Linked DNA regions of Mus musculus: region 1 is linked to region 2. Evidence: chromatin loops called from intact Hi-C (ENCODE). Cell type or tissue: left cerebral cortex. All regions are shown on one strand. Links, peaks and the distances in the headings refer to the core of each region. The heading gives the core; the rest is flanking DNA. Region 1 has its middle 160 kb from the start of Rarb. Region 2 has its middle 95 kb from the start of Rarb.

What was found. Hi-C counts contacts between places; a loop is a spot of excess contacts. Peaks named below come from ENCODE experiments on the same cell type or tissue, not always from the same donor. Only the 100,000 strongest peaks of a DNase experiment are listed, where the experiment ranks them.
Region 1: it touches region 2 in a loop (9-fold over the local background); 3 of 42 quality-filtered maps call a loop at or near these places.

The regions. Positions count from the first base shown.
Region 1 is chr14:16,729,442-16,745,277 of GRCm38, forward strand. It overlaps a transcript of Rarb not described here. Among named protein-coding and RNA genes, the nearest start is that of Rarb, 160 kb to the left of the region's middle. In left cerebral cortex, for the core only: a CTCF peak has its summit at 12,445; DNase peaks (open chromatin) are centred at 6,511, 8,549, 9,312, 11,305 and 1 more place; H3K27ac peaks cover 979 bases.
Region 2 is chr14:16,662,780-16,678,615 of GRCm38, forward strand. It overlaps a transcript of Rarb not described here. Among named protein-coding and RNA genes, the nearest start is that of Rarb, 95 kb to the left of the region's middle. In left cerebral cortex, for the core only: no CTCF peak of the experiment used is centred there; a DNase peak (open chromatin) is centred at 7,973; H3K27ac peaks cover 1,296 bases.

The DNA.
Region 1 (15,836 bases), core at 4,953-12,952, 67 kb after region 2:
TCTTTAACCACTTGCAAATGAGGAGAAAGAAAAAGATATTTATCAGATACAGCCACATCATTCTATTCTGTAATCATGAATTCATAAAATTCATAAATTCTACTTGTATAGAACCCCTAGCAGTCCACAATGAGCTGACAGAGTTGTTTTACTCTGTCTCTTTTCTATGGACCCTAGCGAGATAGAGGACCATCAGCATTTAGGGAAAAGCAAGTTCAAACTATTTCGAGATTTCATTTTACCCAAGTCAGAGTGGCTAAGATTAAAAAACACACTCATACTGACAACAAGTGCTGGGGAAGATGAGGGAAATCTCATTCTCTGTGGGTGGGGTTACAAATGCAGCAGGCTTCATGGAAAGTAGTATGGAGAATTTCCAGAAAGCTAAAAATAGCCAAAAAAAAAAAGAAAAAGAAAAAGAAAAAAAAGAAAAGAAAAAAGAAAAGAAAAAAGAAAGAAAGAAAGAAAAAGAAAAGGAAAACATAAAAGGAGCCAGGCTTTAAAGACCACTCATATCATGGTCATGGAGGCATAGCTCCCTGTTTCTCCAGAGCATCAAGGAGTGGACACTACTTGGAGACATCTTGCCAAGGTGAAATCAGGTTCACTTAATGTAATATTGATGCAGATAAGAACAAAACTTCTAAAATAACTAGTAATTATGATGGGCATAAGTTCACAGGTCAGGTTAGACAGTCATCTTCCGCAGAAAACCACTGAATTAAATAGTGTTATGGTTTGGATATTGTGATGATTATCTTTGTCAACTTGATGCAACCTAGAATCTCCTAAGATAGTCTCAGTTCTGCCTTTGGGAATATGTACACTATGTTGCCCTGTGGAAATTGTGAGAGATTGTCTTAATCAAGATAATTGTTGTGAGAAGACATAGCCCACTGTGGGTGCCATCATTCCCTAGGCAGGGGTTCTGATTGGTATGAGTGGAGAAATTGAGCTGAGCACAAGCAAGTGAGTGAGCATGCATGCCACCATTTCTCTTTGATCTTGACTGTGGAGCTCTTAGTGGTCTACTTTGACTTTCCCACAATAATGAACTATAACCTGGAATTGGATGTTGAATGAAACTTTCTCTTGTAAGTTACTTTTCTGTATAGGCAATTTGTCAATTAAATGAAACCAGGATAGTTATGAAATACCACCCTATCCTCCTACCTCCACTGCAAACTTAAGATTAGGAATACTTGGTTCCTAGCTGGTGGCACTATTTTGGGAGACTGTAATTTTAAGAGATGAAGCATAGCTAAAGGAAATAGGTCACTGGTCTTGGAGACTGCTTTGGTGTGCTTTCTGCTGCTATGATAAGGACTATGACCAAAAGCAATTTGAGGAGGAAAGACTATTTGGCTTACACTTCAAAGTCATGGTCCATTACAAGGGGATGTCAGGACAAGAGCCCTGACAGGAACTGAAACAGAAATACAGTTGGCAGCGCATTAGGTTTCTAGCTTTATTACAAAGCGAGGATCACCTGGAGCTAGCCACAGATGGGCCCTCACACATCCTGATAGATATGTTAACATGCCAATCTGACTAAGGCAATTCTTCAATTGAGATTCCTTCTTCCCAGGTTAGTCTAAGTTGCATCAATTTGATAATAGAACCTGACCATGAAAGTGACCATGGCCACTTTCACCCTGTAATCTGCTTCCTGTCCAACATTAGGTGAACACTGTACCATCTACACATATTTCTACTATGATGCTCAGCTTCATAATGGGCCCAGACTAACATGAAGCTAACTGGCCACAGACAGCCCTCTGCAACACAGTGTTCAGCCACAGTTATAAAATGAGACAAGAACATACACTCACACACACACACACACACACACACACACACACACACACACACACTCACATGTGCACACACACACATGTGCACACACAGAGCAAAACAGCAGTGTGGAACATGGGCTGCTCTTCTGGGAGAAAAAGACCCTGTGTGCTTCTGGGATCCACACCAGTTGTCAGTCAGTCATCACCTTTGCTTTTGCTCTTCAGTAGCACTTTCATTTCTACGAACCAACACAATCAGATTGTTTTATTCTTGACTTTTCCTTCAACCTTTTGTTTTTATTTCCACTTAATAAGTTGGTTAAGCTCTAGTCTGTTCAGAGGGCTTTCAGAGAAATTCTTTCTGGAAGCAAGGATGAGGTTTCTTTGGGACCCATTCTCTGCTCACCTTCCCTGTTTTATATAGGAGCTAAAAACATGAGCCTTGCTGAATAAAGAAATCCCACAGAACAAACCGTACTCAGAGGAAGGTGGATAGCCTTAGAGAATGTGAGATGCAACTACATCAGCTGTCTGTTGAGACTAGGGATGATAATGGGAGAAAACAGTTCTTTAGCAAAAGTGCTTAACCTGAGAAATCTCTGCCCACCTGGCTGAGATGCAATGGAGCTCCCAGATCTCTAGCCCACGGGCTCTAGGCCAAAAGACTAGCATCTCTACTAGACAGCTCTTCTCTGCCTGTGGGGTTTTTGATAGAGTAGCTCTAGCTTTGGGCAATTCTCTCTTTGCTCAGGGTTCTACATAATGTTACTTGAATGTTAAAAATGTTCTGTTGTATGTTGGATAAGAGGCATTCTTCCCATAGTCAACCATATTGATAGTACCACAATATCAGCCATATAGGAAAACTGTTGCAAACATTACCAGGATCCTGGAAGTGCTCACACTGCTCTGAATTGCCTGTTACACAACTCTAACTTCTCTAGATGGCTTTGCAAGAGTGCTGCCACTATGACCTCACTCACATTCAGGAACACAGCATACAGAGGTGAGTCCTGGCTGAGCTAGCAAGGAGCTGGGCTGAGTCTGTTTGGCACTTTGCCTATATTTTAGTAATGACGTTAGCAAATAAATACAGGATTGTGCTGGGAATTACCATAGAGGGCCAACCAGCTGTCACTTTGAATAACTGAGAGAGCCAATCTTTTATCTCCATGAGATCTTTATCGGTGGTAAAGGACAGTGTTGGGAAGTCTCTCTTACTAAGTTTCTATCTTCATCATCACCACCAATCATCACCACCACTATCCTTATCCTCATGGCTCTTGGGGGCCCTCTGACACACTATTCTTGGTCTATGTTACATTTGGGGAAACTTTCAGACCCCAGAGGTGTTTTCTGTGAATTCTAGCTGAGGGCTAAGTGACCCTTCTTGAACAGGCCACGTGTCATTCTTTGTCCTAGGACAGTAGCGTGGGCTGAAAGGGAGATCTCAGGTACAGCAAACTTAAAAGCAACTGAGGTCTCTCCAGTGTTTCTTTGCTGGTGGAGGCAGGTGTCCATATCAAAGAGAAGGCAGCTTCTGAAGGGACTGGCTTCTGAAGACTGGGGTTTTGAGGAGTTAAGAAGGCAAAGGGGAAGGCATTAATCTAAATCTTACTCCAGGCTTCCATCTGAGAAAGATGGCTCCAAGGAGCAGTGCATGTTTACTCTCAATTCACAAGTACTTTTTCATCTCACAATCTCCTTCTGAAAAAGAAAGAAAGAAAAACTACAAAGCTTTCGTTTCTTTTGCTTCTGCTTGTTTTCCTTCTCTACCTTCAAGGCAGGACACAGATCTGGTTCCCTACTTGAGGAATGCTCACCATTTACTTAGTGGTGGACTCCATCCACTTGGAAGAAGTGCTGAGTGTGCCCCATCTTCCCTTTGTGCTTGAAGGCTTGTAGGGGTGTCACTCAGGGTAGGGGTTTGGTGGGATAAGGGCCAGCTCACCATTAGGTGACCCTTGCCTCCCAGCATTTCAGTGAAGAGCACGCTGGGATTCTTGTTAATTAGTCAGATTCTCCCACTGGGGAACGAGAACCAACTCCTATCAGCTGTCTCAAAGCAGAGCATCCTCCAAGCTTGGGGGTGGTGAGAGAAACGATTCATCTCTATCAGGGTTTGGAGAGATACTAGGAAGGAGCCTCCCTCTTCTCTTCCCACATGTTTGAAACAATCTCAAATCAAACTGGCAAAATTTTGAGGAGTGGGAATGAGGGAAGCCCTGCAAGAGGGGGGGGGGAGTTAAAGTCCCTGGTTAAAGATTAATATTCCAAGTTTGGGACAAAAGGACACTCTTTTGTCGTTCTCTGCTTGTGCCTCTGAATGTAAACATTGTTCTGAGAGCCGCTTTCTCTCCCCGGATCTTTAAAGGGTAATAAATTAGCCTGCGGATGGCCATACAAGCTGCTACTAGATGTGAATGAGAATGTGTCTGAAGAGAAGGCTGACTTTCCATCACACTCTACTGAAAGAATGGTGGGCTTTTCTAAAGAAGCATGTTGTGCCTATTAACCAACTTACAAAAGGGGCCATTTCCTTGATTTATGTTCTGTTGCTATAGCGATCGTGCAGCCCAGACTGGCAGGTGAAGCTCCCTTCTAACAACCTCAGAGGCTTCTGTAGTTATTTTCCAAACTGCAGAACAGGCTGGAGGACGGTGCAAACAAGCTGTGTGTGTCAAGCAAACTAGCATCTGGTTCTCGAATTTCCACTTAGCTCTCTGAGGTTAAGACGAGATATTCAAGAGCAGGTCAAGCATATTGGCGCACTTAAAAATACAAATACAGAGCTCTGTCTTCAGCCATAGGTGCTGTGCTGGTACAAGAGCAGGCTGTTGCTCAAGGCACTTTACAGAGTATGCTCTGCTGTGTATTAGGGCTGAGCTAGGCTTTCAGAGTGTGAACAGAGGCAGCTCTGCATACATCTGTGTGTACTCAAGCCACGTTATTGGGCAGGTAGATTAGGGTCTTTGCATAATCATGCTGGAGGGATTAGAGGGGCAGTTTTACTCATGTTTCAGGAGGGAAAACAGAGATTCAGAAGGGACATTTGCTTAAGGGTGATGTGGGTGATTCACAGTAGAGCAGTGAGACCCCAGCCATCAACACAGGGCTGTGGAAATGAGCTGTAAGAAATGTGGGGGTCAGAGGTGGGGAAGGGGTTGAGATGGCATAATTTCATATGTAATTCAAAAGGAAAGCATTGCCACTGAGTTGTGGCGAGTGATGTGGGCAGAATAAGGCAGTGAGGACGAGGGAACAGAGAACTGAGCAGATGGACAGACAGCCGTTCACACTCTCCAATGCTAAAGGGACCATGTCCTAGAGAGAGGAAAGGCCACCAAGGGGATATATGACCCCACAGATATGACTATATCTGAACAGGAAGTGAATCTTCTCAGTGCTGAGGGCATGTGACTTGTGTCTGGAATACAGTGTGCTATTTAGTGTAGTATGGCTATCCAACAATGCTTTACAGTCTGGGGACTCCCATGGTTCTCCATGTGCACCATCAATGTGTTAACAAGGTTGTTTCTTTTAAGGCTGCCCCCTCCCCCTGGAACTATAGGTTATCTTTAGGGTGTTTGCACATAGTCTCACTCCTGTGTAGGCCTGCACTCATCTCAGTTTTTAATACAGCTACTATAGTGGGTTGGGACCTACCCTAATGATCCCTTTTGATCTCATTACTTCTTCATCCCTCTATCTTAAAAGCAGTTACATTCTTAGGTAAAAGATAAATTAAAACTCACCCTTAAAGCAGGGCTTTCTTTGAATAGCACCATATTTCATCAGCCTGAAGAATTAGAGAGCATTCTCTAAAAAGTTCTCCTGTATTTAAACTCACGAGTAGGTGGGAGGTTTTCTGTAGGCTATAGTGTAGCTGAAGAATCACCCCAACCTTCCAGGGAGGCCAGTGCTTTCTCCCCCAGCTAAGAATAGTGGTGACATCCTTTCAGCCTCCAGGAATTCCCGAGATTCCCTTCTTCATAGGGCCTTTGGGTCTCTTGGTCTCTTGTGGAAGAAATGTTGATGAGTCGCTAAAACATGAATCTTTTGGTTTATTTCCAAAATATTATTTACGGCTCAGGTCATGCCTCTGCAGTGCTTCCAGGAAGCAGAAAGGAATGTCCCAGAGAGGAAAACAATTCCCTGCTTCCTCCCACTCCTTTATTATGCTATAAACATTTGTTAATAGAGCAATTATCTTTTGAGTTGTAAAGCTAAATAAGTCCATGGAAGAAAGGGGTGAGGGGAAAGTACAATTGCTCAGGCTTAATGAAGTCCAGTGAAATGACTCTGAGCAGATGCGAGATAGGAGGGCAGAGCCCTCTTTGGATGAGGCTTACTTAATAAAGGAGAGCATGCCTTGCTGCTGACCCAAATCTCCTTACACCCGGGGCTTGTCGAATAATGTAAACAAGTACAAAATAAAACTATCAGCTAGCACATTTAGCCTGGGCTGCAGAGTGATTTCAAGACCAGCCAGGGTGACTTAGACTGTTCTCAGAATAACAAGTGAAAAGAGGGCCAGTGACTTGGTTTAGGGCTGTGCATCCTTTTCAGACATGTCATGTTGTGACTGCAATGAGCAGGCAAAGCAAGTACATGGAACAATTCTGTTGGCGAGCTGGGCATTAACATAGCCAGCTTTCCCAAACATTTGACAAGTGTCTGCTACTATTTTTAGTTTGTTCCATACACATATTTTGTCTCACAGTTTCCAAGTCAGAAGTCTTCACTGAGAATATGCAGTCAGACACACTGAGAAACCTAGTGGAGCTGGTGGAATATTTGAACATTGGTTCTGAAGATAGCTTTATCCCAGACACAGCACACCCCAAAGGGCCCTTCTGCTGCTCACTGGGGCTGGGTGCACTGTCACTGTGGCTGTATGGCTTCAGTGGTGGAAGAGAAGTGGACTTCTGTCCTTGACTTTGGGGACGATTATTCCAGGAGTTAAGCAACAGAGGAGTCTTGTCCTCCTATCAGAAATGGATGGGCCACAATTGAGACACAGTGGGGAGGCTAAAGAAAAAGGAAGGAAGGGTAAAGAGCATGTCTCCTATTTTTGTATCAAGCCTGAGAGCAGAAGTCTCAATATTGGGCACATGAGAGGTAAATGTTGCTGGGTGATGGATTCTATTTGAAGACAACTTTGGTTCTTCATCATTTCTACTGTAGGGAGCTTAGCTGAGGGTCAGGAAGCATCTCCATTGGAGAAACCCCAGACAATCATGGCACGAATAGATACATCCCTCACAGACTAGCCTGACTCCCACCCTAGGCTCAATAGGGGTAATGTGGCTGTGTCTTGACTTTGATGGACAGCAAAATCATAGGGACATTTTGTGACAAAGAGTTGGATCAAGCAAAATTTACCACTTGTACTGGCTAGTTTTGTGTCAACTTGACACAGCTGGAGTTATCACAGAGAAAGGGGCTTCATTTGGGGAAATGCCTCCATGAGATCCAGCTGTAAGGCATTTTCTCAATTAATGATCAAGGGGGAAAGGCCCCTTGTGGGTGGCACCAACTCTGGGCTGTTAGTCTTGGGTTCTATAAGAAAGCAGGCTGAGCAAGGCAAGGGAAGCAAGCCAGTAAAGAACATCCCTCCATGGCCTCTGCATCAGCTCCTGCTTTCTGACCTGCTTGAGTTCCAGTCCTGCATCCTTTGGTGATCAACAGCAGTATGGAAATGTAAGCCGAATAAACCCTTTCCTCCCCAACTTGCTTCTTGGTCATGATGTTTGTGCAGAAATAGAAACCCTGACTAAGACACCACTCAATGGCATATGTCCCTTAGCTTGCTCTGTAGTACTTGTGGCTTGAATTTCTGTGACAATTTTGTGCTAGATTTGAAATGTGCTTATATATTGAACTTGCTCCTTTTATCAACATGGACACAAGAGACATCACTTCTGTTAAGTGAGAATTTTATATTTAAAAATTTATCATTTTTGTTAAAATGTGAGAACTTTCTTCTTCCCACACTCACTTTTTAATGCATGCTAAATTAATTTTTGTAATCCTGAGGTTCTTGTCTAAGCACTTAAGATATGCTTTTAGAACAGAATAGAGAGAGTTTGAAAGAGAGTTTCATACTGGAGGAGAGGGTGACTATATATAATCACGTTCTGTATTTTAGAAAGCTAGAAGACAGGATTTTCAAATGCTTATAACACAATGAACCAACAAAAAATTTGAGGGAGTAGTTGGGAATGGTACACTTGAACCTGAACACTACACAATATGAACAGCATGCATAAATATTAAAAGATCATAGAAAACTCTACAAATATGTACACATTTTATATGTTAATGTAGCAATCAAAAATAAACTTAGTAATAGAAGAATGGAGAAAGAGATTAAGATTTATGGTTAACAGGGCTGGGTAGTTATGGGTAGTTAACCAATGACTCAGACTAAAACAGAGATAGAAAAGAGAAACTATGGAGATGGTAGAAAATGCATCTGAGTTAAAAAAAAGCTTTCAGAGAGAGAGAGAGAGAAGAGAAGAGAAGAGAAGAGAAGAGAAGAGAAGAGAAGAGAAGAGAAGAGAAAGAGCATGTGTGTGTGCATGCATATGCATCTGTGTTATTGTGCATGTGTGTACATGTGCGAGTATATTTGTCTGTGTGTTGGTGGTCACACTTGTTTTAAGGGTTACAGCTCTGAGAGGAAAGGCTTCCCTGAGGGAGGTGTTGCAGCTTTGAGGGGGAAGGTTTCCCCAGTGGGAGTCATAGCTCTGAAGTAAAAGGTATCCTGGCAGCCAGGAGCCAAGAATACCACAAAGTCACACTGTACAGCAAACTATTGGGAGAGAAGAGGGTAGCTGCCTCTGCTCAGGGAGAAGCAGCAGGAATTGAGCAAGGAGACAGGCTGAGGTAGGTTGTTTTGCTTTTTTTTTTCTTCTTCTTGTTTTTAGTGGGGGGTGGGGGTGGGGGTGGGGGAGGGGGGAGGGGGGAAATGAGTTTTCTAGGGTGGAGATTTCCAGGGTAGGGATTAGTGAGATTTTGAGTCCTGACTTTGAAGGTTTGGTGTGTTTTGGTAAGTTTTCCAAGCTCATGTCAGCTGTTGAATGTGAAGCTTAGCTTCTGGAATCTGGCTCCTTCCTTTGGCTCTGTCATCCAAGCTGGCTCACCTCTCTAAGCCAGGGGGCCTCATCTGTGAGAGGGGATGGTTACCTTGACTCTAATCTCTTATCTAGCCTGACATGTCACCTGACAGACACCCTTAATTGCTACCCTCTCTAGCCCAGCCCACCTGATCCTTGACAATGTAGCAAAGTATATCATTTCAATTACTCCCCTTGAGTGACATCCAATGGCCACAGATCCTACTAACTCTCACATCCTGTCCCTATGTACATTTCTGTTCACATTTCTGGCTAGTGCAAGCAAGCAAGCAGTGGGTCTTCCCTGTAGAGGACCTGGAAGTTGACCAAGTTTTTTTTCTTCCCACATCACTCTGCTAACCCAGCCTTGCCAATTCACACCTCCTTAGCAGAGTTTGCCAGAGCCCATCCCCAGCACAAGGCAAGCTCTCCTGCCAAACCATCACTTTAAGAAGGCTCACTTCAGGATGACTACTCACACTTGGCTGTGAACACTGACGGACAATGTTGCCAGCTATCCAAAAGAAACCCTGTCTTAGTCAGGGTTTCTATTTCTGCACAAACATCATGACCAAGAAGAAAGTTGGGGAGGAAAGGGTTTATTCATCTTACACTTCCATATCGCTGTTCATCACTAAAGGAAGTTGGGACTGGAACTCATGCAGGTCAGGAAGCAGGAGCTGATGTAGAGGCCATGGAGGGATGTTCTTTACTGGCTTGCCTCCCTGGCTTGCTCAGCCTGCTCTCTTATAAACCCAAGACTACCAGACCAGAGATGGCACCACCCACAAGGGGACCTCCCCCCTTGATTGCTAATTGAGAAACTGCCTTACAGCTGGATCTCGTGGAGGCATTTCCCCAACTGAAGCCCCTTTCTCTGTGATAACTCCAGCCTGTGTCAAGTTGACACAAAACTAGCCAGTACAGGTTCCTTGATGCAGCAGAAAACCAAAGGGATGGTGTGAATGAAGTGAAGGAGAGTGAACTCTGGGCACCTGTCTCATACAGCTACTCTAGGGACCACTAGTGAATATATCTTCTAGTCAAATATTCATGGATACTATACACATACATATCAGTGTATACATCTACTAGTCAAATACATCTACATACTATATACATATATACCAGTGTATATATTTATTTGTCAAATATGAGTTTGGCCTGTGCTCCTGGAACTTCCTGAGTGTGCATTTGAGTAGTTCTACCAAGCCTCCTGAGGACGTCTTCTCTTTTTTTGTATACATGGACTTATAGGTGCCTGGGAACTTATGTTTTAGAGCACTGCCTAGATAAGTTACCCATTCATGTACACTCAAAGTGTAGTGGCCTAAAACACCATCTACTCTTAAGTCTCCAAGCATCTAGATATGACTTGGATGGCCCTCTGGAAGCAGGTTGCTGACCCAGCTGTGTTCTTCAGAAGGCCTATTGAAAAGTTTATAGTAGATAGTAAAGTAGTTAGTAGTAGATACTGGGATTCTCATGTTAGACTCAATGCTTAGTTCCTCAGTGGGTGTGGTCTATGGTCATTCAATTATCACGTGGGCATCTCCAGTATGGAAAGTGGAGTTTATTCATTAAAGCACATGTGGTGAGATAGGGAATGTGGAGGAGACAAAGTTACAATCTTCTGGGATCCCTTCTAGGATTCGGATTCTGTCATCTCTATCAGCGAGCTGAAAGAAAGGCAGGCTGAGAGAAGTCTACCTACTCTGATAGTTACCAGGAAGTAAAGTCACTGAGAGCCACCTTACTTTCCCCACCACAACCTATGGGCCAGGTCTCTGGTCTTGTTGGGTCCCATATGCCATTTACAAACTGAGCTAGACATGTCTGTGTTGATCTGATGGTAGAATAACCCAGTCCAAGGCCACAGCCACACACTTGGCTCTTACTGAATAGTAATCCATAACTTAGAACTTCTGTTTCTTAATAATGTGTATCAGGAAGACAGTAGGTTTGACTCAGAGAAATCAAATGGATTCTAAACCATATTAGACTAAATAGATAGCCACAGACTCCAGTGGGTACCTCTAAAGTGTCAGACAATACATGTTAATGCTGGCAATTGGGTGGCCTCCTGTCAGGTTGACATGGAAGACCAAAAAAAAAAAAAAAAAACCACAACAACAACAACAACAAAAAAACCCAAAGAACTTCTACTTGCGGTCAGATCCAAAATATTGAAGGAAATTAGTTCCTATTCTTTGACCTTCATAGCTTGGGCGTGATGGCCATGCTGAGCTGCTGCCCTCAGAGCTCTGACTGGTTTTCTCAAGTCCAGATGTTCCGGAGAGCTGAGGCCACTACTCTGTTACTCACAGAAGCGAGCCTTCCTGGAGGCTGTTTCTACAGCGCTGCTCTACTGTCAGGCCTCAGAGATGACACTGAATGAAGCAAGCAGGAAGCATGGCTAGGTGAATTACATAGGAAGCCTAAAGTTACTGCAGTGACTATGTGAGTGGCAGGTCGTTCACTTGAAAATGGAGTGACACCATCCTTTGGGTCATTCTAACCCTTTGGCTAGATGGACTTCCCCAACCCCTACCTCTGCCTCACACACCTTAGAGAAGTTGAAAATGTAAACACTGCAGTCTGCCACCTTGTCCTCCCTGGTTGGGGAGGTGGGAATCAAAAGGAAGTCCTCCTGGCTGATGAAGAAACCCCCACAGGCCTGTGTAGCTGCACTATAAACCTGGTTCTGTGAGGATACCACCAAGCAGTTCTCAGCACGGGGTGTCATCCAACCCCTGGTCCAGAAGCATACACTTTCTCGGCTCACCCACATTTCCTCAGCTCTGACTTCAGAGTGTGAATGCTTGCCAAGAGCCATTTATGCTCCAGGCATTTGCTTAGGCTTTTGGGATTCATGAGGGGAGAAAGCCAGACCCAAAAGCAGAGCTCTCTTGTTACAGTGTGAGGGAATAAAACAAGACTCGTATTAAGTAAATATTTTTTTATTTTAAAACTAAGGTGCTACCAGAAAGGGAAAAGCAAAAATATAGGCAGTAGTAAAAGTGCTAGAGTGACTCAGTGTGGAGTTGAGCACGGATTCAGCTCTGAGGGAACCACTCAGCACAGGCACAGCTCAGCACGGGTGCAGCGCCGAGGGTGCAGCTCAGCACGGGTGCAGCACCGAGGGTGCAGCTCAGCACGGGTGCAACACTGAAGGTGCAGCACTGGGGTTGCAGCTCAGCACGGGTGCAGTGCTGAGGGTGCAGCACTCAGGGTGCAGCTCATCAGGGGCACAGCACTGAGGGTGAAGCTGAGCAGGGGCGCAGCACTTAGGGTACAGTTCAGCATTGGCTGCAGCGCTGAGAGTGTGCCACATAGCTTTCTCAGCCTTTGAGAGGCCTTGGGTTGGACCTTTAGTACCATAGCCAACCAATCAGACAAGGGTGGAAATGAGAGTCTTAATTATAAATAAGGAAGTGAGTAGAAGAGTCTGAAGGAAGAGGAGGTTGCTCACAGAGCCTAAGGGAAGATACTGCATACAGAGATCAGTCCCAGGAACAAGTTCCCTGGTGGAGAGGCTGAGGAATGCAAAGAGCAGGAAAGAGCCCAGCACTAAATGCTAGACCGGATACCAAATTCTCTGCCTCCAATCTCTTTCTATTTTAAACAACTAGAAGGATCTCTCTTCCCCTCCTAAACTGGGTCCGATGCAAAAAATTTGCCCCCAACCTTGTAGAAATGCATTGAAATTCTCTTTGGTGTTTATACCTACGCCAGAGCGAGTTCCCCTTCAAATTTGGTGTTGTAAAGACCTAGAACCTTTCAGAAAAGGTACTTAACACATGGTTATCAACAGCAAATGGGCACAGCCAAACAGGAGAGAGTTTTGTGGGAGGATGTGGATTCCAATACAGCTAAAAGTGTGGGAGATAAAGATCTTCCTTGTTGAAGTAACACATTTAGTATTCTAATGAAGTAATTATAAAAGTAAGTAATTATTGAAATAACTGCATCAACTCCCAGCCATTAAAATCCCTCTAAACAGCTCTGGCACTAAGGCTTGGCTATTAGAAACCTTGGCAACCACTCAAGCCTACAACAGCTTCTAATTAATTGATCTCACCTCTAATCTGCTATTGTTAGCTCAGCACTGATCATTTGTTTGGCCCATGGATCCTATTGCCCCTTCCTTTTGATTGTATTTGTTACTGTACCCTCTCTATCTCCTTCAATTAAGCACAGGTTAAGTGGTTCACTCGCAAGAGAATAGGAGATAATGGTACCAATCAGAGTAATCTCTTTAATTTGCTAAATGAATTACAGGGAAACCCCAGCCAAAGTGAAGTCATAGCTAGTGGCCTTCACGTGAACTATACATAAGGACTATCTAATCATTAACCCACCATAAGCCAGGGATCCACAGGATTTCCATCAGGAGATGGTTCTCTGAGACTAAATCTCCCCACTCACTCCATCCCCAGATTACTCTTAACTTTCCAGTGCAACAGACATCGTCACATGCCACCACAGTGGAAGTCAGCAGTCTTTAGTCAAGAGGGTGGATTTATAGTCTCTCTAAAGACATGCATGAGCTGAAATTCATTTTTCTCACTTGTGCTATAAATGCAAACTCAGTTTCATTGGCACAATGGGCTGGCTTTTGCTGACTCTTAGGAAAATGTATATTTAAGAGTAAACAAATTTGGTGAATCTTCCTTCCCTTTGTGAACTTGCTATTTGCTATTAACACACACACACACACACACACACACACACACACACCCCAAACATATACTCACACACACACACATACATTCTCACACACATTCACACAAACACACCCACACATTCATATATACATTCACACACACAACACATAAACACACACATACAAACACATACACATACAAGCACACACAAAAACACACAAATACATTCACACATGCACACACTGAGTCTTAGGGTGAGGTAGATTACAGGAACACCCCAACCACCAGCACTGTGACTTTGCACATGTTATAAAAGGGACTATTTTCCAGGTGACTAAGATTAATCGCTAACTTCCAGTAATCAAATGGAAACTTAAAGTAAAAAATAAACGCTGTAAACTGCACAAAAGTTGAAGTACCTGAACCCCAACTTGAATAACTTATGACTTTATAGAATTTAGTCTACCTTCCCTTAGGCCTTCTCCCCTGAAGCAGATCCCAGCCATTCATTAAGCTTCTGCAAGGCAAAAGATACCGTCAATAAGACAAAAAGACCACCAACAGATTGGGAAAGGATCTTTACCTATCCTAAATCAGATAGGGGACTAATATCCAATATATATATAAAGAACTCAAGAAGGTGGACTCCAGAAAATCAAATAACTCCATTAAAAAATGGGGCTCAGAGCTAAACAAAGAATTCTCACCTGAGGAATACTGAATGGCAGAGAAGCACCTGAAAAAATGTTCAACATCCTTAATCATCAGGGAAATGCAAACCAAAACAACCCTGAGATTCCACCTCACACCAGTCAGAATGGCTAAGATCAAAAATTCAGGTGACAGCAGATGCTGGCGAGGATGTGGAGAAAGAGGAACACTCCTCCATTGTTGGTGGGATTGCAGGCTTGTACAACCACTCTGGAAATCAGTTTGGCGGTTCCTCAGAAAATTGTACATAATACTACCAGAAGATCCAGCAATACCTCTCCTGGGCATATATCCAGAAGATGTTCCAACCGGTAAGAAGGACACATGCTCCACTATGTTCATAGCAGCCTTATTTATAGTAGCCAGAAGCTGGAAAGAACCCAGATGCCCCTCAACAGAGGAATGGATACAGAAAATGTGGTACATTTACAAAATGGAGTATTACTCAGCTATTAAAAGGAATGAATTTATGAAATTCCTAGGCAAATGGATGGACCTGGAGGGCATCAACCTGAGTGAGGTAACACAATCACAAAGGAACTCACACAATATGTACTCACTGATAAGTGGATATTAGCCCAAAAACTTAGGATACCCAAGATATAAGATACAATTTCTTAAACGCATGAAACTCAAGAAGAAGGAAGACCAAAGTGTGGACAATGTGCCCCTTCTTAGAATTGGGAACAAAACACCCATGGAAAGATTTACAGAGATAAAGTTTGGAGCTGTGAAGAAAGGATGGACCATCTAAAGACTGCCATATCCAGGGATCCATCCCATAATCAGCTTCCAAACGCTGACACCATTGCATACACTAGCAAGATTTTGCTGAAAGGACCCAGATATAGCTGTCTCTTGTGAGACAATGCCGAGGCCTAGCAAACACAGAAGTGGATGCTCACAGTCAGCTATTGGATGGATTACAGGGCCCCCACTGGAGGAGCTAGAGAAAGTACCCCAGGAGCTAAAGGGATCTGCAACCCTATAGGTGGAACAACATTATGAACTAACCAGTACCCCATAGCTCTTGAATCTAGCTGCATATGTATCTTTCACTGGAAAGAGAGGCCCATTGGACTTGCAAACTTTATATGCCCCAGTACAGGGGAACGCCAGGGCCAAAAAGTGGGAGTGGGTGGGTAGGGGATTGGGCGGGGGAGTGTATTGGGGACTTTTTGGATAGCATTGGAAATGTAAATGAGGAAAATACCTAATTAAAAAAATTAATTCTAAAAAAAAAAAAAAAGAGTTTCCTGATTGTACCAGGAGGAAAGGAGCATCTTTCCTCCAACGATAGAGAGACTATGAGAGTCTACACAAACAGGCCTTGCTCAGCTGCCCTGGCCTACTGCCATTAGATTATCCCCCAATGTCCCAACTCTCCATTTCTTCCTCAGACTTAGCAAAAAAAAAAAAAAAGAAAAAAAAGAAAAAGAAAAAAAGAAAAGAAAAAGTTGCACTCGAGTTTCTTCCTCTCTTCATATCCTTTAGAAGAAACCCACGTCCATAAATCTCATTCTAAATGATCTGCATGTGCT
Region 2 (15,836 bases), core at 4,369-12,368:
TAGTGCTGGGCAAATACAGAAGTGGATGCTCACAGTCATCTATAGGATGGAACACAGGGCCCCCAATATAGGAGCTTGAGAAAGTACCCAAGAGCTGATGGGGTCTGCAACCCTATAAGTGGAACAACAATATGAACTAATTAGTACCCCCAGAGCTCATGTCTCTAGATGTATATGTAGCAGAAGATGGCCTAGTTGGCCATCATTAGGAAGAGAGGCCCCTTGGTCTAGCAAACTTTATATGCCCCAGTACAGGGGAACGCCAGTGCCAAGAAGTGGGAGTGAGTGGGTAGGGGAGCAGGGTGGAGGGAGGGTATAGGGGACTTTTGAGGTAACATTTGAAATGTAAATGAAGAAAATATTTAACAAAAAATATGCAAAAAAAAAAAAAAAAAAAAAAAAGAGGACAGACTCCCAGGGGAGACTGCCCAGAGGAAAGCTATGTATGTCATCAGGCTCCTATGAGCATGACCTGGCTTGGCATCCACAAAGACCACGGTCTCCTCCAGGAGTCTCCCAGTTCTTATCAGTAGCATGCAAAACTTAATGGGATTTTTCTGATTATTGACTGCAAACGCATGAGTAAGTCCCATGAGTCACATGACACATGAATGCTGCCAAGTTTGCAGCTAGTCAGCCTTCAGGTTAGGCTTAGGTTGCTGTAAATGTATTTATCACAGAAATTATGCTCTTCTTATGAACTATAACTATTGAACCAAATATTCCTTTTTGGTGGGCAGATGGAAGCACAAGGTTTCTCTATGAATCTGATGATGGCTTTGAGCCACCAAAGTCAGTGGACATACAATTGCAATATACTATATTTAATTTTATGGAATTCACAGAATTTTCAATTCCTCACATTTAGGACAGAATGTCCCAAAGACATAGTTTAATACCACAATGCCCAAGGCTTTCTGCCCTTATCACAATTATCTGGCCAAAGAAGGATGTTTTGAGGTTTAAAAAAAATGGAAATATTTAATTGTCAAGTCCTTCCATGTTAAGAGCTACCAGAGAGGCAGCCGATAATGTGAATTTTGGCTGCAATGATTTGGTGTTTGAAATTATTACTGAATCTTCCCAGGTTGGTGGATGAAGCACCCATCCTAAGGGCAGTGGACTCCCCATCCTGGGAAATTTTGAACTTGGAGCTATGGTTCAGAAATAAAGAGAAGTGGTTTCTAGTGAAAACAGGAACAAGACAGGAAGAAAATGGACGTTTACAGGCATCCTCAATTGATTTTACCCAGTTTTAGAAGAACATTAAAGTGGGCGTTCACTCTTGAGCTCCATCACTTTTTCAACCATTCACAATTTATTCATTAGTTGATTTAAGCAAGTTTTCTCCAAGACTATTGCTATGTGGCAAACCTCATGGTGTAGGGGTCTGCAAATCAGCAGGTCTGTTAGCAAGGTATTGCATCATATGTAAGCCAGGTTGGCTGCCTTTTCATGTCATCTTATCCTTGCCCAACAACAAAGGAGGTGAATGAAATGGCCAAACTAAAGTACACATACTGCCTTATTGAAGGTCTACAATGTAAACCAAAGTCTGCTGTGTGTTGAGGCTGTCTCTAAAAGGCAGCTTGGGAAACCTCACTTTACTTCTATTTTTTTTTAATTTTTTATAAGGTATTTATTTCATTTACATTTCCAATACTATCCCAAAAGTCCCCCACCTGCTCCCCCACCCACTCCCACTTCTTGGCCCTGGCATTGCCCTGTACTGAGGCAGATAAAGTTTGCACGACCAATGGGCCTCTCTTTCCACTGATGGCCGACTACGCCATCTTCTGATACATATGCAGCTAGAGACACGAGCTCTGGGGGGTACTCGGTAGTTTATATTGTTGGTCCACCTATAGGGTTGCAGATCCCTTTAGCTCCTTGGTTACTTTCTCTAGCTCCTCCATTGGGGGCCCTGTGATCCATCCAATAGCTGAGTGTGAGCATCCACTTCTGTGTTATCCCAGCATAGTCTCACAAGAGAGAGCTATATCTGGGTCCTTTCAGCAAAATCTTGCTAGTGTGTGCAATGGTGTCAGCATTTGGAAGCTTATTATGGGATGGATCCCCAGATATGGCAGTCTCTAGATGGTCCATCCTTTTGTCACAGCTCCAAACTTTGTCACTGTAACTGCTTCCATGGGTGTTTTGTTCCCAGTTCTAAGAAGGGGCAAAGTGTCCACACTTTGGTCTTCATTCTTCATGAGTTTCATGCATTTAGCAAATTGTATCTTATATCTTGGGTATCCTAAGTTTCTGGGCTAATATCCACTTATCAGTGAGTACATATTGTGAGTTCTTTTGTGATTGGGTTACCTCACTCAGGATGATGCCCTCCAGGTCCATCCATTTGGCTAGGAATTTCATAAATTCATTCTTTTTAATAGCTGAGTAGTACACCATTGTGTAAATGTACCACATTTTCTGTATCCATTCCTCTGTTGAGGGGCATCTGGGTTCTTTCCAGCTTCTGGCTATTATAAATAAAGCTGCTATGAACATAGTGGAGCATGTGTCCTTATTACCAGTTGGAACATCTTCTGGATATATGCCCAGGAGAGGTATTGCGGGATCCTCCCATAGTACTATGTCCAATTTTCTGAGGAACCGCCAGACTGATTTCCAGAGTGATTATACAAGCTTGCAATCCCACCAACAATGGAGGAGTGTTCCTCTTTCTCCACATCTTCACCAGCATCTGCTGTCACTTGAATTTTTGATCTTAGCCATTCTGACTGGTGTGAGGTGGAATCTCAGGGTTGTTTTGATTTGCATTTCCCTGATGATTAAGGATGTTGAACATTTTTTAAGTAGGTATTTTCCTCATTTACATTTCCAATGCTATCCCAAAAGTCCCCCATACCCTCCCCCTCAACCCCCCTCCCACCCACTCCCACTTTTTGGCCCTGGCGTTCCCCTGTACTGGGGCATATAAAGTTTGCAAGTCCAATGGGCCTCTCTTTCCAGTGATGGCCAACTACGCCATCTTTTGATACATATGCAGCTAGAGTCAAGAGCTCCGGGGTACTGGTTAGTTCATATTGTTGTTCCACCAGTGCTTCTCAGCCATTCGGTATTCCTCAGATGAGAATTCTTTGTTTAGCTCTGAGCCCCATTTTTAATGGGGTTATTTGATTTTCTGGAGTCCACCTTCTTGAGTTCTTTATATATATTGTATATTAATCCCCTATCTGATTTAGGATAGGTAAAGATCCTTTCCCAATCTGTTGGTGGCCTTTTTGTCTTATTGGCGGTGTCTTTTGCCTTGCAGAATCTTTGCAATTTTATGAGGTCCCACTTGTCGATTCTCTATCTTACAGCACAAGCCATTGCTGTTCTATTCAGGAATTTTTCCCCTCTATTCATATCGTTGAGGCTTTTCCCTACTTTCTCCTCTATAAGTTTCAGTGTCTCTGGTTTTATGCGGAGTTCCTTAGAACTTCAGACCAATTTCCCTTATGAATATCAATTCAAAAATCCTCAATAAAGCTCTTGCTAACCGAATCCAAGAACACATCAAAACAATCATCAATCCTGACCAAATAGATTTCATCCCAGGGATGCAGGGATGGTTCAATATATGGAAATCCATCAATATAATCCAGTATATAAACAAACTCAAAGACAAAAACCACATGATCATCTCATTAGATGCTGAGAAAGCATTTGACAAAATCCAACACCCATTCATGATAAAAGTCTTGGAAAGATCAGGAATTCAAGGCCCATGCCTAAACATGATAAAAGCAATCTACAGCAAACCAGTAGCCAACATCAAAGTAAATGGTGAGAAGCTGGAAGCAATCCCACTAAAGTCAGGGACTAGATAATGCTGCCCACTTTCTCCCTACCTATTCAACATTGTACTTGAAGTCCTAGCCAGAGCAATTCAACAACAAAAGGAGATCAAGGGGATACAAATTGGAAAAGATGAAGTCAAAATATCACTTTTTGCAGATGATATGATAGTATATATAAGTGACCCTAAAAATTCCACCAGAGAACTCCTAAGCCTGATAAACAGCTTCAATGAAGTAGCTGGATATAAAATTAACTCAAACAAGTCAATGGCCTTTCTGTACACAAAGGATAAACAGGCTGAGAAAGAAAGTAGGGAAACAACACTGTCTTAGTTAGGGTTTCTATTCCTGCACAAACATGACAAAGAAACAAGTTGGGGAGGAAAGGGGTTTATTCAGCTTATAAATTCATGCTGTTGTTCATCACCAAAGGAAGTCAGGACTGGAACTCAAGCAGGTCAGGAAGCAGGAGCTGAACAGAGACCACGGAGGGATGTTCTTTACTGGCTTGCTTCCCCTGGCTTGCTCAGCCTGCTCTCTTATAGAATCCAAGACTACCAGCCCAGAAATGGTCCTACCTACAAGGGGCCTTACCCCCTTGATCACTAATTGAGAAAATGCCTTACAGTTGTATCTCATGGAGGCATTGCCTCAACTGAAGCTCCTTTCTCTGTGATAACTCCAGCTGTGTCAAGTTGACACAAAAGTAGCCAATGCAAACACCCTTCTCAATAGTCACAAATAATATAAAATACCTTGGCATGACTCTAACTAAGGAAGTGAAACATCTCTATGATAAGAACTTCAAGTTTCTGATGAAAGAAATTAAAGAAGATCTCAGAAGATGGAAAGATCTCTCATGCTCATGGATTAGCAGGATCAATATAGTAAAAATGGCTATCTTGCCAAAAGCAATCTACAGATTCAATGCAATCCCCATCAAAATTCCAACTAAATTCTTCAACGAATTAGAAAGGGCAATTGGCAGATTCATCTAGAATAACAAAAAATCTAGGATAACAAAAACTCTTCTCAAGGATAAAAGAACCTCTGGTGGAATCACCATGCCAGACCTAATGTTGTACTAAAGAACAATTGTGATAAAAACTCATGGTACTGGTATAGTGAAAGACAAGTAGACCAATGGAATAGAATTGAAGACCCAGAAATGAACCCACACATCTATGTTCACTTGATCTTTGACAAGGGAACAAAAACCATCCAGTGGAAAAAAGACAGCATTTTCAACAAATGGTGCTGGCACAACTGGCAGTTATCATGTAGAAGAATGCAAATTGATCCATTCCTATCTCTTTGTACTTCTATATTCTACTTAATATATAATAAGGGAACAATTAGGATCGTTTCAATCATAGAGAGGGAAAACATCCTTAGAGAAGTCAAGTGCACACCAATAACTTGAGAGTACAAACCAATCTGACATTCTTTTCGTGATACTGGTAAGGAAGTGGAAAGTATTCCCTGAGGTTATGTGATCCTGAACTGGATGCAGAAAAGTATGGCTGGGGGACTGTGAATTAGAATGCCCAGAAGTACCTGAAATATTTGTTCTGCTTATATTATACAGGTCAGACTTGAAAATGACGAGCACAGTGATTATTAGTTGCTGAACTGGAAGTAGAAGGAAAGACAGGAGAAGACAAACAAAATGAGAAAGTGTTTACAAACAGGAGCAGGTTAACTCCAGAAACCAGAGAAGCAGTGCTGAAGACAGACTCACGAGATAAAGGGTTGGCAAGATGAACAGTAGCAAGTGGTAGAATATGGAAATAAATGACTACTTAAGGCCATTTCTCAGCCTCATTTGAAAACCCATAAGCCTTTAAGACTGGCAGCGTGACCATCCCACTCTGAGGAGTAAATGATGTCCACACATTGTGGAGTTAGGCTGACTGATGAGGATCAGGCTGGACATGTACGGTTCATACATGGAGACCATTGTGTCCCACCACCAAAGCAGATGCTGGCAAAGAAATTTCATTAGAGAAATTGAATATTTTTTTCTCAGTTGATAACCAAGCAAAAGAGCAAATCAACAGTAGGATGGTCACAGGCAAGATACCTAACCTGCAAGACCCTGTTTTCAAAGGGAACATGGAGAGAAGAAACAGACGTAAAAAGTATAGATTGAGAAAGATTGAGAAAGGGGTTTGGGTGGGTGCTTTTTACTTAAAATGGAGGCATTTGATGAAGCCAAGCTCATGTTTCTCCCACCAAGGCATTTAGGAACAAGAGCACAAAGCCTAACTGACCAAATAAAAGGTCTTGAGGCTCAACAGAAACCTATGATTGATGCCCACTGATATTTCAGAACAGTGACACCATGGGAACTGGCAGAGGGTATACACCATGCACATGAGGAGAGGACATAGGCCACTCTGTTCTGTGGGAGAGAAGCCAACCCTGCAAGGCTGCAACCCTGCAGCATGGCCGCTGACCCGGGAGTTGTCTGTCTCATGACTATTCTCTAATATGATGTTTTTCTAGTCATCTACCCAACACAGAGCTATCTAAGTGCCAGACACTGTTCTTGGGATTACACACCCAATGAGAAAGAGTCTTCTACAAGTTCTCCATGTGACTGGAGAAAATTGTCAATACGAAGCCACATTCTCATTCACAAACCACCTGTCAGCATCAGGGTGGGTAATAAGATTTGGCCTAAGGTAGGGGGTTAAGCAGAGTTGTCTGCTCACTACAAACCTCATAACAACCCCTTCTCCACCAATGTCAAAACTCCTTTCCCCTTGCTAGTCTTGAGACATAGCCTGCCCCATTTTTGTTGACCCGTGGCACGTGATACAAAGAACAATAAAATAGCAGAAGCAGAAAGTCAGTATTAGTTAACAATAATTTGAACTTTCAATTGCAGATGTAAATACATCTAATTTTTTCTTTTAAAGTCTTGGTCTAGATTATGTCTTCCCTTTGTAAATTTTTTGAGGCTTTTGATTTGAAAGTACGTCATGCAAGGGCATAAATTACTGGAACTCAGACAGGAGGGAAAATATGTTCTAATTTAGGGCTTCAAAGCCAAGCCTGTCACCTGCCAACCTACCTGTCTTACATGGGCCAAGTGTAGTTACGTCATGGATATAACTCTGTAGGTAGGATGCTGAACAGAAACTGATCTCAGCATTTTGCAAGTCAAGTGACAATACCTTACACTGGATTCCTGACTACACTGTCAACTCATGCATCTGTTTTCCTAGTGGTCCCCAGACAGTGCTGACAATGAAGCCTTGCTCAATCAGGCAGGACAGCTCTTTATGGCTTCATGCAAAGGAAAGGAAAAAGAAAGCAATGAATTAACCCTGGCAACCTGACGAGGACAGGGATTTACTAGCTAGGGCAGATTGTCAGCTGAAGTCACCAAGAGCCTACCCCAGGCTTCCTCTGTTCTCTTGGCCATTTCTGCTTCCACTCCAGGAATGGAAGAGCAGTGAATGGGGGAGCGGGGGTCGGACATGAGAGAATGCTGGGATGGAACATAACTTGCTGTGAAAACATGTTCTTGAGCCCTATGTCAGATGGACCACACTGGAAATCCTAAGAGGGAAAAGCAATAAGCCGCACTTGACCAGTCCTCCAGGTGGCCTTGACGAATGCATAAGTTGAGGAACCACTTAAGTATGTAAACTCAAGAAGAGGGAAAGAAATGAAATGTTCTGAGAATTTTCAGCCCATAAGGAAAAGCACTAACCTTTGCTAACAGTCAGAGTTACAGGTTTTTTAATATTCATAAGCACTGTGACTGCCTTTGCTGTTCTTTGGTTTCTACATTTCAAAGTTATATGCAGCTTGTTTATTTTCTGACTCTTTGAGTGCTTGCTGCAGGCACAATCCTGTTCCTGCAGGAAGTCTCACCAATGACAGTAGTGGTTGAATTCTGCTAAAAATCTAGCTCAAAGGCCCACATGGATTAAAGGATTCCTGAAAGAAGCCACCAAGTGAAAAAGAATGGGATGAGCAGAATTAGCCCTTGTATAGCCTCCTTTCCAACATCAGAACAAGCGTTTGTACAGCCTCCTTTCCAGCATACTATGGCCACTGTAAGTCTTTTGTAGTGCCATCCATTTTAACGATATCTGTGTTATGTAAGCCAAAGATCTAGAAGATGTAACCCATGACGTCTGCAAGAAGGAACTCTTTAGCAGCACTCCTCCACATTTTGTTCCCAAGAAAGGCAGCCTGAGTGTCACCTAGCAACCTGCTCAGAATGCATGTTCTTGACTGCATCTATAATTATTACAGAAAATAAGATTTAAGGGAACCCTCAAGTTTTTATTTAGTAGAAAGAAGGTCAAAATATTAATGGTCTTATTAATTTTTACCAATCTTATAATTTAAATTTCTACTTTTATTGCTAATACAAAAAGCCTTAGGATGGAGATACATTCATGTGCACACTATCCATGTCTTGGGAACATACTCTCATGCATTTTTTGATAGGATATGAGAACATGGTTATATATGTAGTGTGTATACATACACACACACACACACAGAAATATCAAATATAGTTTAGATATGTGTACCATTGAATTCTAGGACTTTGTACCTTAAAAGTATGATCAGCTATTTAAAATCTTACCTATCATTGGTGGCTTACTTAGTCCTTACGTATATTAAGGCTGCACTCAGTTAAACCTATTTCTACTATGAGGAAACTGGGTCTGAGAGATGTTCCATAGAGTGACATTTCAAAACCCTGGGCAAGATATGAACTTTGGAACTTTATTGAGAGCTCAGACCACTGGTGTCAAGCATCTGATGTGGTCTTTAGCTCCTAAACCCTGGGTAATATTGATGGGGGATATAGAATGGCTGTGAATTTTAATGGAACTGGGCCCTTGTCATTCAGAGAGCTTGCCATGACTATGGAATAAAAATTGGTCTAGTTGGAGTAGTTAAGGTTGGAGAGAGACTTGTCTGAGTCTTCCCAGATTTCTCAGTGATGCAGGAATTCATTCAATAGTAGCAGGCCTGGGCTTTCTCATGGGTCTTACAGACATCCGGTAAATATGTGTGAATGAGGAGTTAACTCTTCTGTGTGTTGTATGGATTCTTTTCTTCATAAAAAGCAAATGGCACATGTTCCGAAAGCTGGGGCTTTATTCTACACACACTCCTTTTAGAACCTCTTTCCCATGCTTCTGACTATGTTTAACATTGGTAATCTCATGAGACTCAACTAATACCATTCCATCCTGGGATATATTCAATTGTTTAAGAAAGCTCTACATCTCAGCTATTTGATTTCTTGGGGGAAAGTCAAGTGGAGCCTCCTAGTATCAATTTTTTTATTTACATTTCTTCGTTTTTTTAATTAGATATTTTCTTCATTTACATTTCAAATGCTATCCTGAAAGTCCTCTATACCCTCCCCCTGTACCACCCTGCTCCCCAACCCACGCACTCCTGCTTCCTGACCCTGGCATTCCCCTGTACTGGAGCACACGATCTTTGCAAGACCAAGGGCCTCTTCTCCCATTGATGGCCGACTAGGCCATCCTCTGCTACATATACAAGTAGATACACAGTTCTGGGGGGTACTGGTTAGCTCATATTGTTGATTCTCCTATAGGGTTGCAGACCCCTTTAGCTCCTTGGGTCCTTTCTCTAGCTCCTTCATTAGGGGCCTGTGTTCCATTCAATAGATGACTGTGAGCATCCACTTCTGTAGTTGCCAAGCACTGGCATGGTCTCACAAGAGATAGCTATATCAGGGTCCTGTCAGCAAAATCTTGCTGGCATATGCAATAGTGTCTGGGTTTGGTGGTTGTATATGGGATAGATCCCTGGGTGGGGTAGTCTCTGGATGGTCCTTTCTTCTGTTCCAGCTGTGAACTTTGTCTCTGTAACTTCTTCCATGGGTATTTTGTTCCCCATTCTAAGAAGGAAGGACGTATCCACACTTTGGTCTTCCTTCTTGAGTTTCATGTGTTTTGCAAAATGTATCTTGGGTAGTCTAAGTTTCTGGGTTAATATCCGCTTATCAGTGAGTGCATATCATATGAGTTCTTTGTGATTGGGTTACCTCACTCAGAATGATATCCTCCAGATATATCCATTTGCCTAAGAATTTCATAAATTCATTGTTTTTAATAGCTGAGTAGTACTCAATTGTGTAAATGTACCACATTTTCTATATCCATACCTCTGCTAAGGGACATCGGGGTTCTTTCTAACTTCTGGATATTATAAGTAAGGCTGCTATGAACATAGTAAAGCATTTGTCCTTATTACCAGTTGGAACATCTTCTGGGCATATATGCCTAGGGGAGGTATTGCTGGATCTTCTGGTAGTATTATGTCCAATTTTCTGAGGAACTGACAGCCTGATTTCCAGAGTGGTTGTACCAGTTTGCAATCCCACTAACTATGGAGGAATGTTCCTCTTTCTCCACATCCTCGTCAGCATCTGTTGTTACCTGGATTTTTGATCTTAGCCATTCTGACTGGTGTGAGTTGGAATCTCAGGGTTGGTTTGATTTGCATTTCCATGATGTTAGGGATGTTGAACATTTTTTCAGGTGCTTCTCAGCCATTCACTATTCTTCAGTTGAGGATTCTTTGTTTAGCTCTGAGCCCCATTTTTTAATGGGGTTATTTGATTTTCTGGAGTCTACCTTCTTGATTTCTTTATATATTTTGGATATTAGTCCCCTATCTGATTTAGGATTGGTAAAGATCCTTTCCCAATCTGTTGGTGGCCTTTTTGTCTTATTGACAGTGTCTTTTGCCTTACAGAAGCTTTGCAATTTTATGAGGTCCCATTTGTAGATTTTTGATATTACAGCACAAGCCATTGCTGTTCTGTTTAGGAATTCCTGATGTTTCCAAGACTTTTATCGCGAATGGGTGTTGGATTTTGTCAAATGCTTTCTCAGCATCTAACGAGATGATCATGTGATTTTTGTCTTTGAGTTTGTTTATATAGTGAACCCTGATGATGGATTTCCATATATTGAACCATCCCTGGATCCCTGGATCCCTGGATCCCTGGAATGAAGTCTACTTGATCACAATGGATGATCGTTTTGTTGTGTTCTTGGATTCGGTTAGTGAGAATTTTATTGAGTATTTTTTGCATTGATATTCATAAGGGAAATTGGTCTGAAGTTCTCTTTCTTTGTTGGGTTTTTTGTGGTTTAGGTATCATAGTAATTGTGGCTTCATAGAATGAATTGGGTAGAGTACCTTTGTTTCTATTTTGTGGAATAGTTTGAGAAGAACTGGAATTAAATCTTTTTGAAGGTCTGATAGAACTCTGCACTAAACTCATCTGGTCCTGGGCTTTTTTTGGTTGGGAGACTATTAGTGACTGTTTCTATTTCTTAGGACTGTTTAGATAGTTAATCTGATCCTGATTTAACTTTGGTACCTGGTATCTGTTTAGAAATTTGTGCATTTCATCTAGGTTTTCCAGTTTTGTTGAATATTTGTTGAATATCCTTTTGTAGTAGGATATGATGATGATTTTTATTTCCTAATGATCTGTTGTTATGACTCTCTTTTCATTTCTGATTTTTAAAATTAGGATACTGTCCTTGTGCCCTCTAGTTAGTCTGGCAAAGGGTTTATCTATCTTGTTAATTTTCTCAAAGAACCATCTCCAGGTTTGGTTGATTCTTTGTATATTTCTTTTTATTTCCACCTTGTTGATTTCAGCCCTGAGTCTGATTACTTCTTGTCATCTACTCCTCTTGGGTGTATTTTCTTCGATTTGTTCTAGAGCTTTTATATGTGCTGTCAAGCTGACAGTGTATGATCTCTCTAGTTTCTTTTTGGAGGCCCTCAGAGCTATGAGTTTTTCTCTTAGGAATTCTTTCATTTTGTCCCATATGTTTGGATATGTTGTGGCTTCATTTTCATTAAACTCTAAAAAGTCTTTAATTTCTTTCTTTATTTCTTCCTTTTCCAAGGTATCATTGAGTAGTGCTGTTCAGCTTCCACGTGAATGTTGGCTTTGTATTATTTATGTTGTTATTGAAGATCAGCCTTAGTCCATGGTGATCTGATATGATGAATGGGTTAATTTCAATATTTTTGTATCTGTTGAGTCCTGTTTTGTGACCAATTATATGGTCAATTTTGGTGAAGGTACCATTAGATGCTGAGAAGAAGGTATACCCTTTTGTTTTAGGATAAAATGTTCTGTATATATCTGTTAAATCCATCTTTTATAACTTCTGTTAGTTTCAATGTGTCTCTGTTTCCTTTCTGTTTCCAGGGTCTGTCCATTGATGAGAGTGGGGTATTGAAGTCTCCCACTCTTATTGTTTGAGGCATAATGTGTGCCTCGAGCTTTACTAAAGTTTCCTTAATGAATGTGGCTGCCCTTGCATTTGGAGCATAGATATAGAATTTAGAGTTCATCTTGGAAGATTTAACATTTGATGTGTATGATGTGCCCTCCCTTGTCTTTTTTGATAACTTTGGGTTAGAAGTCGATTTTATTCGATATTAGAATGGCTACTTCAACTTGTTTCTTCATACCATTTGCTTGGAAAATTGTTTTCCAGCCTTTTACTCTGAGGTAGTCTTTGTCTTTTCCCCTGAGATGGGTTTCCAGTAAGCAGCAAAATGTTGGGTTCTATTTGTGTAGCCAGTCTGTTAGTCTCTGTCTTTTATTGGGGAATTGAGTCCATTGATATTAAGAGGTATTAAAAAATTAAATGTTGCTTCCTTTTATTTTTGTCATCAGCATTCGGATTCTGTTCTTGAGGCTGTCTTCTTTTAGGCTTGTTGAGGATTACTTTCTTGCTTTTTCTATGGCATAATTTCTGTCCTTGTGTTGGTGTTTTCCCTTTATTATCCTTTGAAGGGCTGGATTCATAGAAAGATATTGTGTGAATTTGGTTTTGTCATAGAATACTTTGGTTTCTTCATCTATGGTAATTGAGAGTTTTGCTGGGTATAGTAGCCTGGGCCGGCATTTGTTTTCTCTTAGGGTCTGTATAACATCTGTCCAAGATCTCTGGCTTTCATAATCTCTGGTGAGAAGTCTGGTGTAATTCTAATAGGTCTGCCTTTATAAATTACTTGACCTTTTTCTCTTACTGCTTTTAATATTCTATCTTTATTCACTGCATTTTTTTTGTTCTGATTATTATGTGTTGGGAGGAATTTCTTTACTGGTTTAGTCTATTTGGAATTATGTAGGCTTCTTGTATGTTCATGGGTATCTCTTTCTTTAGGTTAGGGAAGTTTTCTTCTATAATTTTGTTGAAGATATTTACTGGCCCTTTATGTTGAAAAATCTTCATTCCCATTTACTCCTATTATCTGCAGGTTTGGTCTTCTTATTGTGTCCTGGATTTCCTGGATGTTTTGAGTTAGGATCTTTGTGCATTTTGCATGTTTTTGATTGTGTGTCCCTGTTCTCTATGGAATCTTCTGCACCTGAGATTCTCTCTTCCATTTCTTGTATTCTGTTGCTGATGCTAGCATCTATGGTTCCTGATTTCTTTTCAAGGGGTTCTATCTCCAGAGTTGTCTCCCTTTGGGTTTTCTTTATTGTTTCTACTTCCTCCCTTTTTTAGGTCTTCCATGGTTTTGTTCAATTCCATTACCTGTTTGGTTATGTTTTCCTGTAATTCTTTAAGGGATTTTTGTGTTTCTTCTTTAAGAGTGTCTACTTGTTTAGCAGTGTTCTCCTGTAATTCTTTAAGAGATTTCTGTGCTTCCTCTTTAAGGTCTTCTACCTGTTGCATCATGTTCTCCTGTATTTCCTTAAGGGAGTTATTAATCTCCTTCTTAAAATCCTCTACCAGCATCATGAGATATGATTTTAAATCTGAATCTTGCTTTTTGGGTGTGTTGGGGTATCTAGGACTTCCTGTGGTGGGAGTGCTGGGTTCTGATGATGCTGAGTGGTTTTGGTGTTATAGTAAGATTCTTATGTTTGCCTTTCACCATCTGGTAATATCTGGAGTTAGATTTTATAGCTATCTCTGGCTGGAGCTTGTTCCTCCTCTGATTCTGTTAGCCTCTCTCAGCACTCCTGGGAGTCCAACTCTGTCCTGAGTCTCAGTGCTCAGAGTACTCTGTGCAGGCAAGTCCTCTTACAGGGAAGGTGCACAGAGGTCTGGAGCTCAGCTCTGCCTCCTGGCTGACTATGAAGGCCCAAATGGAACCCTGTCTGAGAAGCTATGTTGTTTCTGCAGCCTGTGTGCTCTCCTGAGCATACTTGTCTTTGAGTGACCTGGGATACAAGATAGCCTCCTAATAGCAATTTTACCATCTAGTTATCTAGTGTGTGCTCCACAACTTCATATTAATCTTTTCTTTCCTTGGCCATGACAGTGTTAAACTTCTCCCTTGTTCTAAATTTATGTTCCACTGAACACTGCTTAGAGTTTGAGTACTAGCTTGTTTGGACAGTTCTTTGACAAATGTAAAAGAGCTTCATGGGGCAGAAGTCAGCCTCAATTTTTGTCTTTCACAGGTTCCTTATTGATGGATAATTCAGATTGGAGCATCTGTTGTTGAATTAGAGAAAAAGAATGCTCCTGAACTTTGACCCTTTGGCTGTGTGCTCTTCACAATGCCAGCACACTTTACTTTGCAACTTTGCAGCCTTACCATAACAACTGGGGCAAAATATCCTGTGTACAAGAAAGATGACATCAGTCATTCCAAGCATTCTGATGCACAGGGGAGGAACAGCCAGAGTGCAACCCAGCAGGGACAGTGTTATGAGTGTTGTCCCATGTCAGCCACAGAAGGAAGTTTCTAAGGACAGCATTGTTGGGGAATAGCTCATCAGAGACATACAGGAAACAGAATAAAAATAAAAAGCAATGAATTCAATAAAAATGCTAATGCATTTAGTCATCAATATTTAATCATCTGACTATCTAATTAATTAATAAATTAGTCTGGTTGGATGGTAGCTCCTTCCTGGAGGCATCTGGAACTAATGGCTACATAGAAAAAAGTACAACAGCCCACAAGACTGCTAAATCTTTTTAGAGGAAATGCTTGTTTTCTCTACTACTGGTCTCAAGAAAATCTAGGCAATCTCCTTAAAATCATTGAATTAATGATGTTCCAATGTGATCCAGATTATAAAAAAAATCTCTGAAAGGAACAAAGAGGGGCAAATGAAAGTGAAGGAGAAGGAATAAAACTGTGTCTACAAGAGGAGTAGGCAGAGAGCCCATGGGAATGTCTGAAGCTCCTGCAAGAGGAGTAGGCAGAGAGCTCACAGGAGAGTCTGAAACTCCTGAATCTGTCCTACCCACCTTCCCCATAGCTGAGCAGAATGACCTCGTCTGCCCTGCTGAGCCCAGTCAATCTATTCTAGATTTCTTTGCCAGTGACTCCAACTACAGGCTTGTAGAACTACAAGCTGGTCACACAGGGTGTATTGCTTATTTGTTTGTTTTAATAAACAAGTATTTGGGTTGTTTCTTATTCAGCAAAAGCTGACAGATATACTTCACTCCACACACTGTCACATACATATTCAGTTTTCAGCTTTAGAGAATGGAAAAAAACCTTTCCAGCTTTCTGTGAGTCCATTTAAATTTAGCTTTTCAATGAACTCTTTACAATATAAGTATATCTGTAGATACAATGACTGTTGGATAATAGTCACTAGGAGGGGGATGGAAATAAGGTACTATGATTTCCACTTACAGATTGCAGCTGCTGATGCTTCTTGACAAAACAACAAACAAACAAACAAACAAACAAGCAGAAACTCAACCCCCACCCCTACCCCCCACCAAAAAACCTATCATACAACCCCATCCCCATTTTCTAGAGGTTAAATTTGACTCCTTCAGCTCTAAATAAATAACTTTGGTAAGTTCTGTTGACTTTGGAATTAGTACTGATGCTGTTGAATCGGGGGTGAGAACAGCTTGAGTCAGAAACTAACCTAGAAAGCCAGCCCACATAGGCAGTAAATCAAACAATTTGAGCTTTAGTGTGGCTGTGCTCCCATTGTAAGAAAGACCCTGTAAGCCAAACACACAAGCATAAAGGAGAAAA